Linked DNA regions of Homo sapiens: region 2 is linked to region 1. Evidence: chromatin loops called from intact Hi-C (ENCODE). Cell type or tissue: mammary epithelial cell. All regions are shown on one strand. Each heading gives the region's core, and the rest is flanking DNA. Links, peaks and the distances in the headings are about the cores only.

Evidence for each region. Peaks named below come from ENCODE experiments on the same cell type or tissue, not always from the same donor. Only the 100,000 strongest peaks of a DNase experiment are listed, where the experiment ranks them.
Region 2: it touches region 1 in a loop (8-fold over the local background); 3 of 110 quality-filtered maps call a loop at or near these places.

What each region holds. Positions count from the first base shown.
Region 1 is chr4:95,546,071-95,551,063 of GRCh38, forward strand. UNC5C (unc-5 netrin receptor C) reads right to left here and starts at 2,903. Exons shown (of 16, transcript NM_003728.4): 1 at 2,664-2,903. The coding sequence starts at 2,787. UNC5C-AS1 (UNC5C antisense RNA 1) reads left to right here and starts at 3,078. Exons shown (of 5, transcript NR_183914.1): 1 at 3,078-3,161. RefSeq lists an enhancer at 3,345-3,474. In mammary epithelial cell, for the core only: CTCF peaks have their summits at 2,733 and 3,031; DNase peaks (open chromatin) are centred at 2,061, 3,001 and 3,711; H3K4me3 peaks cover 2,500 bases; H3K27ac peaks cover 2,169 bases; H3K27me3 peaks cover 1,126 bases.
Region 2 is chr4:96,033,386-96,038,378 of GRCh38, forward strand. No RefSeq gene overlaps it. Among named protein-coding and RNA genes, the nearest start is that of PDHA2, 200 kb to the left of the region's middle. In mammary epithelial cell, for the core only: a CTCF peak has its summit at 2,520 (motif pointing left); no DNase peak of the experiment used is centred there.

The sequences.
Region 1 (4,993 bases), core at 1,661-4,160:
ACATACTTCTAATTTTTGCAGTACTTCAGCAACAGAATAAAAACCTCATCCACATTGTAAAGTGCTTAAAGTAACTTTCCCATGTTAATTGCTCTTGGACTTTCATTCATAAGAAATAGTTCATTTGGATCTTTAAGTCATCACCACAAGGAAATCATACCTTGAGGGTATGGGCTAGTGTTCTAGTCCAAGGAAAGGAGAAAGAAGAAGAATAAGAAGGAAAAGGAGGTCTGACTATCAGACCATTTATAAAATGTGTGATTCTGCAAGGAAAGTGTTAACGGTGGCTCAAGATAAACAGGCTGGGTTACTGTACTGCAGTGATGAAGGTAGTAGCTGATAGTGGAGTTTGGTGCTTTATCCTTCCTTTGATAACTAACAGACAACACAGGAAGAGCTGCTATCCCTGGAACATGGAGGATAACAAAGATAAAAGCGGTGGAATAGTGCATTTTACAGACCATGAGATTCAAACAAAAATTTTACTAATCAAAAACTGAAGGAACTAAATAAACGAAATGGACAAGAACTGCAGTGAAATGCATACACCCAACGGAGTACATTTTCTTTTTCCACTTAAGATGAGAATCAGTCCCCAATCTTTAACTTGCCTACGCTACAAAAAGTGCAAGAGAAAAAGTCTATCCTAAGCATCTTTTCTTTTTAATCTCTTCTCCCTTCTTCTTTCAATATTAATCCATTTACAATCTGCTGTTTGATTATCTTTATTGATCCTTTTTCTACCCAGTCTTTTTAATTTGGTTATTGTAAGCTCTTAGCAGGAATCCTATCTCTTGTTTGGCATCTTTGGGGACTTTAACTTGTCTTTTTCCCAAACAGTTCTCTCACCGTGCCCCGTCCCCCTCTCCCGCCACCCACCCCCATGGCTCAGTCCTTTGTATGCCCAGTAACAGCAGGCGAATTCCACAGGGAGTCGCGCGGTTGATTCCACGACTATTCATAAGGTTGTTCACTTAAGCTTCCAAACACCCCCCTCTAAGCACCCTTGGCTAGCGCCCTGAGAACTTCTTATCAATTTTAGGAAATCCACAAGCTATGATTCTCGGTGGAGATTCCTTTTTAAATAGACAGACAGATGAACTCTGGAGGTGTGCATAAGAAAACCAGAGCAGAACCTCAGGGATGGGAGGCATCTGGCGAGAAAGGAAGGAAGGATTTATGAGCAGGGCCACTTAGCAGGGCAGCAGGAAAATTTACTTCCGAAGAAGCTATCGCTAATTCACAAAGCCTTGCTAATCACTTACCTCTCCACCCAGACCGCACTCCTATGCTAGGCGCTCTCCTCCGCTTCCAACACCCCCATCCCCACCCCCAGCGCCTCTCTAAGATCAGAGGGAATGCTGTCCGGAAACCCTAGGGTGTCTGAACATCACCTGGGGAGTTGGGGCTATCGTAAAGCCTCCCTTTACTCTCCAAATTTGGAAGGAAGAGTAACCGAGAGTGAAGGGAGAATCCCTGAATTGCCTCTGAATGCTGCATAAGCTTCCTTCATTCTCTCCTCTTCCAGGAAAAGCTGAGCTGCCTCGCCTGAGCCGGCTATCACCACTGAAGTGGGCTAAGAGACCCAAGTAGGAGCTGGGCTTGGCCAGAAGTTTTGGGGCCCAGGTGACCTGAAAGAGACCCCGGAGGGGACAGCCTTGGCTCTTTCTTCTGCGCTCCCTTCCAGTCAGCTTTCCCGGCTTTGAAGGCTGGGAGCTGCTGCTAACACTTCAAACTAGGCGGACAAGAAGGGAGCCGGGCGATCAGCTCCGGAGCCTCCCCTCCTCCCTTACCCATCCCCAACTCCCGGCCACACTCTTCCCAACCCGGCTTCGCCCAGGGCCCCGGTCACTTATGTTAAAGTTCACAGGCGTTAAATTAAAATGTCAGAGTTATAAACTGGTCGACTACCCCGGGGAGTTTCGGATTTGGTTTGAACAAGCAGCCGGTTCCCCCAGAGCTCCGGGATTTTCATTTCTACATCCCCTGGTGGGAAGCAGGCATGAAGCGGGGTATGTATGAGTGCAGAGGCATGCACATCCCGGGCCTGCCTCCAGCCGGGTACGCGGATTCGGGTGAGCTGTGTATTTCCACAGCACCTGAAGCAGCAGGCGAGGGGGACGGGTGCTTTTGAGTCCTTGACAGTAATGGACACATTTCCTTAGCTGAGCGCCCTTCGGGGTCTAGTGTGCTCAGAGACTCAGTGAAGATCCTGCTACCCCAGTCTTGGCACAGCGCGGGGAGCCTCTGCGCATCATGCGCTTCGGGGTGCATCTACGGTATGTCACACAGCCACCCGCACCGAGAGTCTTTCCAAACCTCCGTGTGTGCAATATGCAACAACGTGCGCGTGCGGAGCTGAAAGGGCACAAGACACTCCAGGCTCCCACACGTATGGAGACGGATCGGCTGCGTGTCCACACCCCGTTCGTCCCTGGTCCATTCGTGCCCATCTCAGAAGATAGATTAAACATAATAATAATAATAATTATTATTATTATAATCAAAGCTTCTTGACTAGTTGGGAAAGTGGAATTTAGAGTGGTTTCCAGTTGAAAGCAACGAGGCAAATTGAGGAAGTCAAGAGAACTGGGGAGGAGGAGAGGAAGGAGGGAAGGAAGAAGCTAAGGGAGGTGGCCGCGGAGCTTGGCGGACCCCCTTACCTTGGGCGGCGGAGCCAGTGCCGCTGGCGCTGAGCAGGGCCAGGGCAGGTAGCACGAGCATTTGCAGCAAGTATCCCAGTCCCAGTCCGCAGCGGGCCGCTGTCGCCCGCAGACCTTTCCTCATCGTAGACAGAGGTGTGCCGGGGGGAGGGGAGGGGGACAGAGAGACGCGCAAACAGCTGAAAGCCCCACTGGGCAGAAGCTGAATCCGTGCACCGCGAAGCAGTCCGAAGAAATAACGACAACCAAGCGCCACACTCCACTTTCTCCAAAGGCAGGGGCCAAAAGGGGGAGGAGAGGAGACGCCGAGGAGGAGTTTGAAGGTCCCTCTTTCCCAATGCCTTCTAACTGACGTCTCCCGCGAGCGACTGCTCTGCCCCCACTTGGGAAGTCCAGGGAGGCGCAAGGCGGCCACCTCCGCCGCTCCCCCCAGCAGCAGGAGCAGCCGCAGCTCCGCCGCACGCCGAAGTCTGGACTGCTCTCCGGGTCCCCTCGCCTGTGAGGAACACACACAGACACCGGGGGTGGGGGTGGGGGTGGGGGTTGAAGTGGGGGGAGTTGGAGGAGGAGGGAACGGAGGGAGGAAGCTTGGGCACCGTCAGGCGCTCTGGTCTCCAATCTCAGTGTTCTCACGCCGGCGGAGAGATGTCCCGGCTGTCGCTGCTGGGTGGCCAAGGAGGTTCACATCCTAGAGTAGGGCGCACGGGTGCGCGAAGGCGCTCGCCAAGGAGGCGTAGAGGGCGCAGCACAACTCCTCTGGGGGGTAACCGGGGGCGGGAGCACGCCCGCCCGCCTTATGTAAGCAAGGATTGCAGGGAGATCAGCGCCCAGGAGACCAGCTGTGGGTTTGCCCGCTGAAGCCGAGGCGAGACAGACCAGGGGACGAAGCGGCTGCGGAGAGTGGCAGCGCGCCTGCCTCCCGCGGTGCGCCAGACCTGGACGCCGGGAGTGCAGCGGGCGCGCCCCGGGCCACTAGGCTGTGTCCAGTGGAGCTCAGCCTGCCGCCTGCCACCTTCTTCGCCGCGCCGGCAAAGCCTCAGCCGAATTCCCTAGGACTGGACTCGGTCTACGACTTCGGGTCTCGCGGTTGACGAAGCCGGTGCGGGCTCGAACTGAAGTCCTTCTTGGTTGGGGAAGAAGGCATGAAGCTTTTGCACTGCCCCAGCCGGCTGCTGTCCTGGGGTTGTCAGCGCCAGTCAGACTGCTTTATGTTCTGAGCGCGTATGACCCCTTTGCAGTGGAACAGAAACTAAAAGCTCGACGGAAACTCATTCTGCAACAGTGCTTTCTTTGCGTGCATGTTGGTGGCTGACAAGGGTGGTGATGCGATACCGAGAGAAACTCTCTTAGAAAAAAAAAATGCAAAGCAAAATTTGTAGATACTCAAAGTGATGGTGGAGCCTATAACATGTTTTTCAAATTTCTAATAGTGTGTGTAAGAACTCGAGCTGCTATGAATTTGTTTACCTTTCTACAGGAAATAATTGTCTACGTAGCTGGGTTGTGAATCCCTGTGGTCATGATGGAGGGATGCAAGATTGGGTGGGTAAAATAAGACTAGACAAAAGGAAAGTGAATTTATTAAAAGGTCAACACACAGACACAGACAACATTTTGGGAAAAAGAAAATCACTTCCCAAGATTAGCATGTCTTTAAACTAATAATACATCAGGGAATTTTATGCTCTTGGTGCCAAGGGGGCCATGTGTAAACACGCATGCACACACACACGCAGGAAACATGAGGTCTAATTTTGGCTGTGGTCATAACTACTCTGTTACCCTGGGTAAGTCAGGTAACCTGTGAATGTCTCAGTTTCTTCATTTGTGAAATATTTTGATAGTTTCAAAGTTCTCTTAAGTTCTAACATTCTATGATTCTGCCTGCACAGCCCCATCTAGGCAATAAGACCTATCTCGGATGAATCAGGGAGATCCGAAAAGGTAGTATTTGCCAAAGACATTGACAAAACTGGCCACTTCTTATTTCTGTGGAGACTCTGTCCACCACACAAAACCCTTCTTCACTCTCTTCATCTTCTCCATACCAAGACATCAAGATATTTGACAACAGGGTGGGTGCTGGCACCAGACTGTCTGCCTTCAGTTCTTAGCATTTCTTATTACTTGACTGATATTGAACATTAAAGCTAGGTGCCTCTCTTCCCTAATTTGTAAGATGGGTCTAGTAACAGGAACTATCTCATAGGGTTATTTGAGGATTATGTAAGTTAAACATATGTAAAATGCCTGACGCCAAAATTGTAAACTGCTGTTCTTACCATTGATGAAAAATTCCCATTAGCCTCATGCTATCTACACCAGTGCTG
Region 2 (4,993 bases), core at 1,568-4,067, 490 kb after region 1:
CATCAAGCTACCAATGACTTTCTTCACAGAATTGGATAATATTACTTTAAAGTTCATATGGAACCAAAAAAGAGCCCGCATCACCAAGTCAATTCTAAGCCAAAAGAACAAAGCTGGAGGCATCACACTACCTGCCTTCAAACTATACTACAAGGCTACAGTAACCAAAACAGCATGGTACTGGTACCAAAACAGAGATATAGACCAATGGAACAGAACAGAGCCCTCAGAAATAATGCCACATAGCTACAACTATCTGATCTTTGACAAACCTGACAAAAACAAGAAATGGGGAAAGGATTCCCTGTTTAATAAATGGTGCTGGGAAAACTGGCTAGCCATATGTAGAAAGCTGAAACTCAATCCCTTCCTTACACCTTATACAAACAGTAATTCAAGATGGATTAAAGACTTACGTGTTAGACCTAAAACCATAAAAACCCTAGAAGAAAACCTAGGCAATACCATTCAGGACATAGGCATGGGCAAGGACTTCATGTCTAAAACACAAAAAGCAATGGCAACAAAAGCCAGAATTGACAAATGGGATCTAATTAAACTAAAGAGCTTCTGCACAGCAAAAGAAACTACCATCAGAGTGAACAGGCAACCTACAGAATGGGAGAAAATTTTCGCAACCTACTCATCTGACAAAGGGCTAATATCCAGAATCTACAATGAACTCAAACAAATTTACAAGAAAAAAACAAACAACCCCATCAAAAAGTGGGCAAAGGATATGAACAGACACTTCTCAAAAGAAGACATTTATGTAGCCAAAAAACACATGAAAAAATGCTCATCATCACTGGCCATCAGAGAAATGCAAATCAAAACCACAATGAGATACCATCTCACACCAGTTAGAATGTCGATCATTAAAAAGTCAGGAAACAACAGGTGCTGGAGAGGATGTGGAGAAATAGGAACAGTTTCACACTGTTGGTGGGACTGTAAACTAGTTCAACCATTGTGGAAGTTGGTGTGGCGATTCCTCAGAGATCTAGAACTAGAAATACCATTTGACCCAGCCATCCCATTACTGGGTATATGCCCAAAGGATTATAAATCATGCTGCTATAAAGACACATGCACACGTGTGTTTATAGCGGCACTATTCACAATAGCAAAGATTTGGAACCAACCCAAATGTCCAACAATGATAGACTGGATTAAGAAAATGTGGCACATATACACCATGGAATACTATGCAGCTATAAAAAATGATGAGTTCATGTCCTTTGTAGGGACATGGATGAAACTGGAAACCATCATTCTCAGCAAACTATCGCAAGGACAAAAAACCAAACACCGCATATTCTCACTCATAGGTGGGAATTGAACAATGAGAACACAGGGACACAGGAAGGGGAACATCATACACCAGGGCCTGTTGTGGGGTGGGGAGAAGGGGGAGGGATAGCATTAGGAGATATACCTAATGCTAAATGACGAGTTAATGGGTGCAGCACACCAACATGGTACATGTATACATATGCAACAAACCTGCACGTTGTGTACATATACCCTAAAAGTTAAAGTATAATAATAATAAAATAAAATAAAATAAAATAAAATGTCTAAAATAAGAAAATCTCTTTTTTCTCCCAACTATTTTATCTCATATTCACTGTCTTAGTAAACAATAATGTAGATTCATTCCAATTCACATACAAGAAAATTGAGAACCATCTTATATAAATCCTTCCTACCCAATAGCTAACTATTTAGCAAATCTCTTTTACCTTCAAATGCTTTCTGTTACTTCCTATTTCCACTGCTACTTTCTTACTGAGAAATCATCCATAATTCATCCTGCTGCCAAAGAGACCTCTCTAAAATTCAAGTCTAGTCTTTACCTTCTGAGTGCTGGAGAAGACGACATCGCCTACCACCATGACATCTGAAGTGTTTTTATATTTAACTACTTAATCTCCCAATAACCATTTTCCACAGGTCTAATGCTTTATATTTCACTTGCACTTCAGGAAATCTGAGTTTTTTCAAGTTTCCTATACATTATATTCCTTTTACACTTTCACAATTTTCACACTATTTGTTACTTCTTTCTGGAATGTTTTTCTATTCTTCCTACTTAAGGAATTTTTTTTTTTAAAGTACGTTCACACTCCAACTTAGGCATTGCATTGCTTAGAAAATCTTTGCAGATAATACCTCCACAGGCCAATCCACATATCCTCTACCTTACCTCTGTAAAATGTATATGTGCTTATTTTTGCATTTATCACCAAGACACAAAAACAGTCATATCAGCCTCCCCAACTAAGCTATGAGTTCCTGAAAGAACATCACATTTCTTTCTTTGCAATAAAACAAGGTTTATGGATGGAATAAATAAAAAAATACAAAGGAAAATATGATTCACATGATAGGAGTAGGTAAATGTTAGTGTATTGAAAAATGAAGAATGGCAGAATGATAGCATCTTAGGATAGAATAAGGAACAATAGTTATTGAGGGCTCAGTACAGTTTAAAACATTATGCTGCCCCCTATGGGTTGTAACCATTCTGTGAGTTGTGTGTAATAAGGAGCCCATCTGCTTATTGTGGACTTGGTTAAGGTAAGTAAATTCCTTTCTTATATCCTAGGATACCTTCCTATAGTGATTAGGGTAGAAAGGCCCATAGTTAATGGACCATTCAAGAGTTTCTGACTCAGATGAACTTGACCATTGTATAAAGACTTCCTATCTTAAGTGCTGTCTCAGATTTTATCTCAGTTCCAGCTAATTTGACTTTTTGTGTTCTCTTGTAATGAGATAACAGTCTTGCTCTCCATTTTAATTTTATTGAATATTGAATTCTTATTTTTTATAGACTTTTTGGCTGGTTTAATAGATGGCAGATATATTTTAATATTTATCCTATTTAGAAGTAATTAGGAAACATAGCACTTATCTATAGGTAAATATCAAATTAAATGGAATAGTCATTCAAATGAGAGCATTCACATGTATTCACTTATATTTAAAAAGTTATAAGCTATTATAATAGGAAATTTAAAAGGGATAATTATTGATACTTTTAATGTAACAATCTGATTGTAGAAGAACCATGCTTGATATATAAGGTTTTTTTTCTCTTTCTCATCAGATTTGGTTTTAGAATTAAATTTGTGAGTGACTTAGGATTGTAATGTAATATAATATTAACTGAACTAAAATGACAATTTCCAGACTGTACTTTAGGTAGCCAGGTATACAGAGACTTGTAGTTCAAATACATTTTACCTTTGCCTAATATATGCAGTGGGGCTTAGAGGAAAGAAAGAGGGAGAAAGAGAGACAGAGAACAAAAGCTAAATAATCAGTGTTGCAATATGATGGTTAACAGTTATGATGTTTATGGAAGAGATTAGTAGTTAAATCAGTAGACTGAGTAAAGAAAATCATTCCTCACCAATGTGGGTGGGTGTCGTCCAATATGAGAGGGCTCCAACATGGAGGAAGGGCAAATTCTCTTCTTGAGCTGGAACCTTCATCTCCTGCCCTCAGACATCAGATCTCCTGGTTCTCTGGCCTTTGGACTCCAGTACTTACACCAGTGGCTCCTCCTCCACCCCCGTACCCCATCACTCCAGTTTTTAGGCTGTTGGACTAGGAACAAAGTACACCACTGGCTTTCCTGGATCTCCAGCTTGCACATGGTATATTGTGGGAATTTCCAGCCTTCATAATCACGTGAGCCAATTCCCACAATAACTCTTCTCTAATATATATTTATATCTCCTATTGATTCTCTGGAGAATCCCAAGTAATACAAGAGTGAAAACACAGAAGCCAGACTGTCCACATGTTAGTCTCATCTTTAGCCCTTACACTCACTGAATTTAGGAAAGTCATATAGCTTCTCTATACCTCAGTTTCCTTTTTTGTAAAATTTAGATTACATAACAATTCATACCCTATAGGATACTTTTATGGTTCAAGTGAGTAAACAGGTGTAAAGCAGTTATAAGAGTGTCTGGAAATAATAAATCCTATATACATGTTAGGTATTATTATTATTTTTAAATGAAGAACTGTATTTTGTATTTTTAATACTTTTCTCTCCACCCGATTTAAAAAAAAGATTTAAAAATATGCTTAATCAAGAAGTGTACTTTAAATTAGCAGAAAAATCAATGTTTTTAGAAAAATGCCCTTTCACATCCTCAAAGTGTTTCAGGCTCTCCAAAACCTTTGACAGACATATTATACATTTTTTCACTGATTCATTTATTTATTCATTTATTCACAAATATTTGTTGAGTACTTACTATGTGCCAGACACTGTTCTAACCAGGAGAGATAGAGTGGTGAATAAAAACACATACATGTATGCCTCCCTGCCCTGTAAAGCCTTCAATAAAATATTTCTCATTGTCTAATACATTCAATAAAATAGCTAAACTCAGACAATAAACTATAGATGAATCACCTTTATATTGTTTCATATCATAAGGAAGTGAAAGAATATTCCAGACAATGGTCATTTCCCATTCAAGCTTTGTGGTGGGAGTGGTTAAGGTCAGTTATCCAGGAAAGAGCAATGAGGAGAATGTGTCTGGACCTGGGTGAGAGAGTGAGAGAGCACTCGGTGATGATGCCAAGGGGTGAAACACCATCATGTATATCTTATAGGCCATGGCAATGGTATCGTTTCTATTCTGAGATAGGAGGTTATGAGAAGAGGAATGCCAGGATCAGACTGACAATTTAAGAGAATCACTATGCTTAAGTATAGACTATGGTGAGAAGAGAATAGGGTAAGTGTTTCAGAGCAATTCTGAGTGAGAAAAATAACTTACTGCAAAGTGAATGGACTAGAGGAAGAGTTCAGAATCAGTGGGGTACCAGGTACTCCAAGAAGAGCATCCAACAATTCATATGTACACATAGCACTGTCAGTTTGGTCTTAATTTAGCTCTAATAAAATATGCAGCATGAATAATGAATATGGATGCATGGATTTTAATAAAATCTATATTCT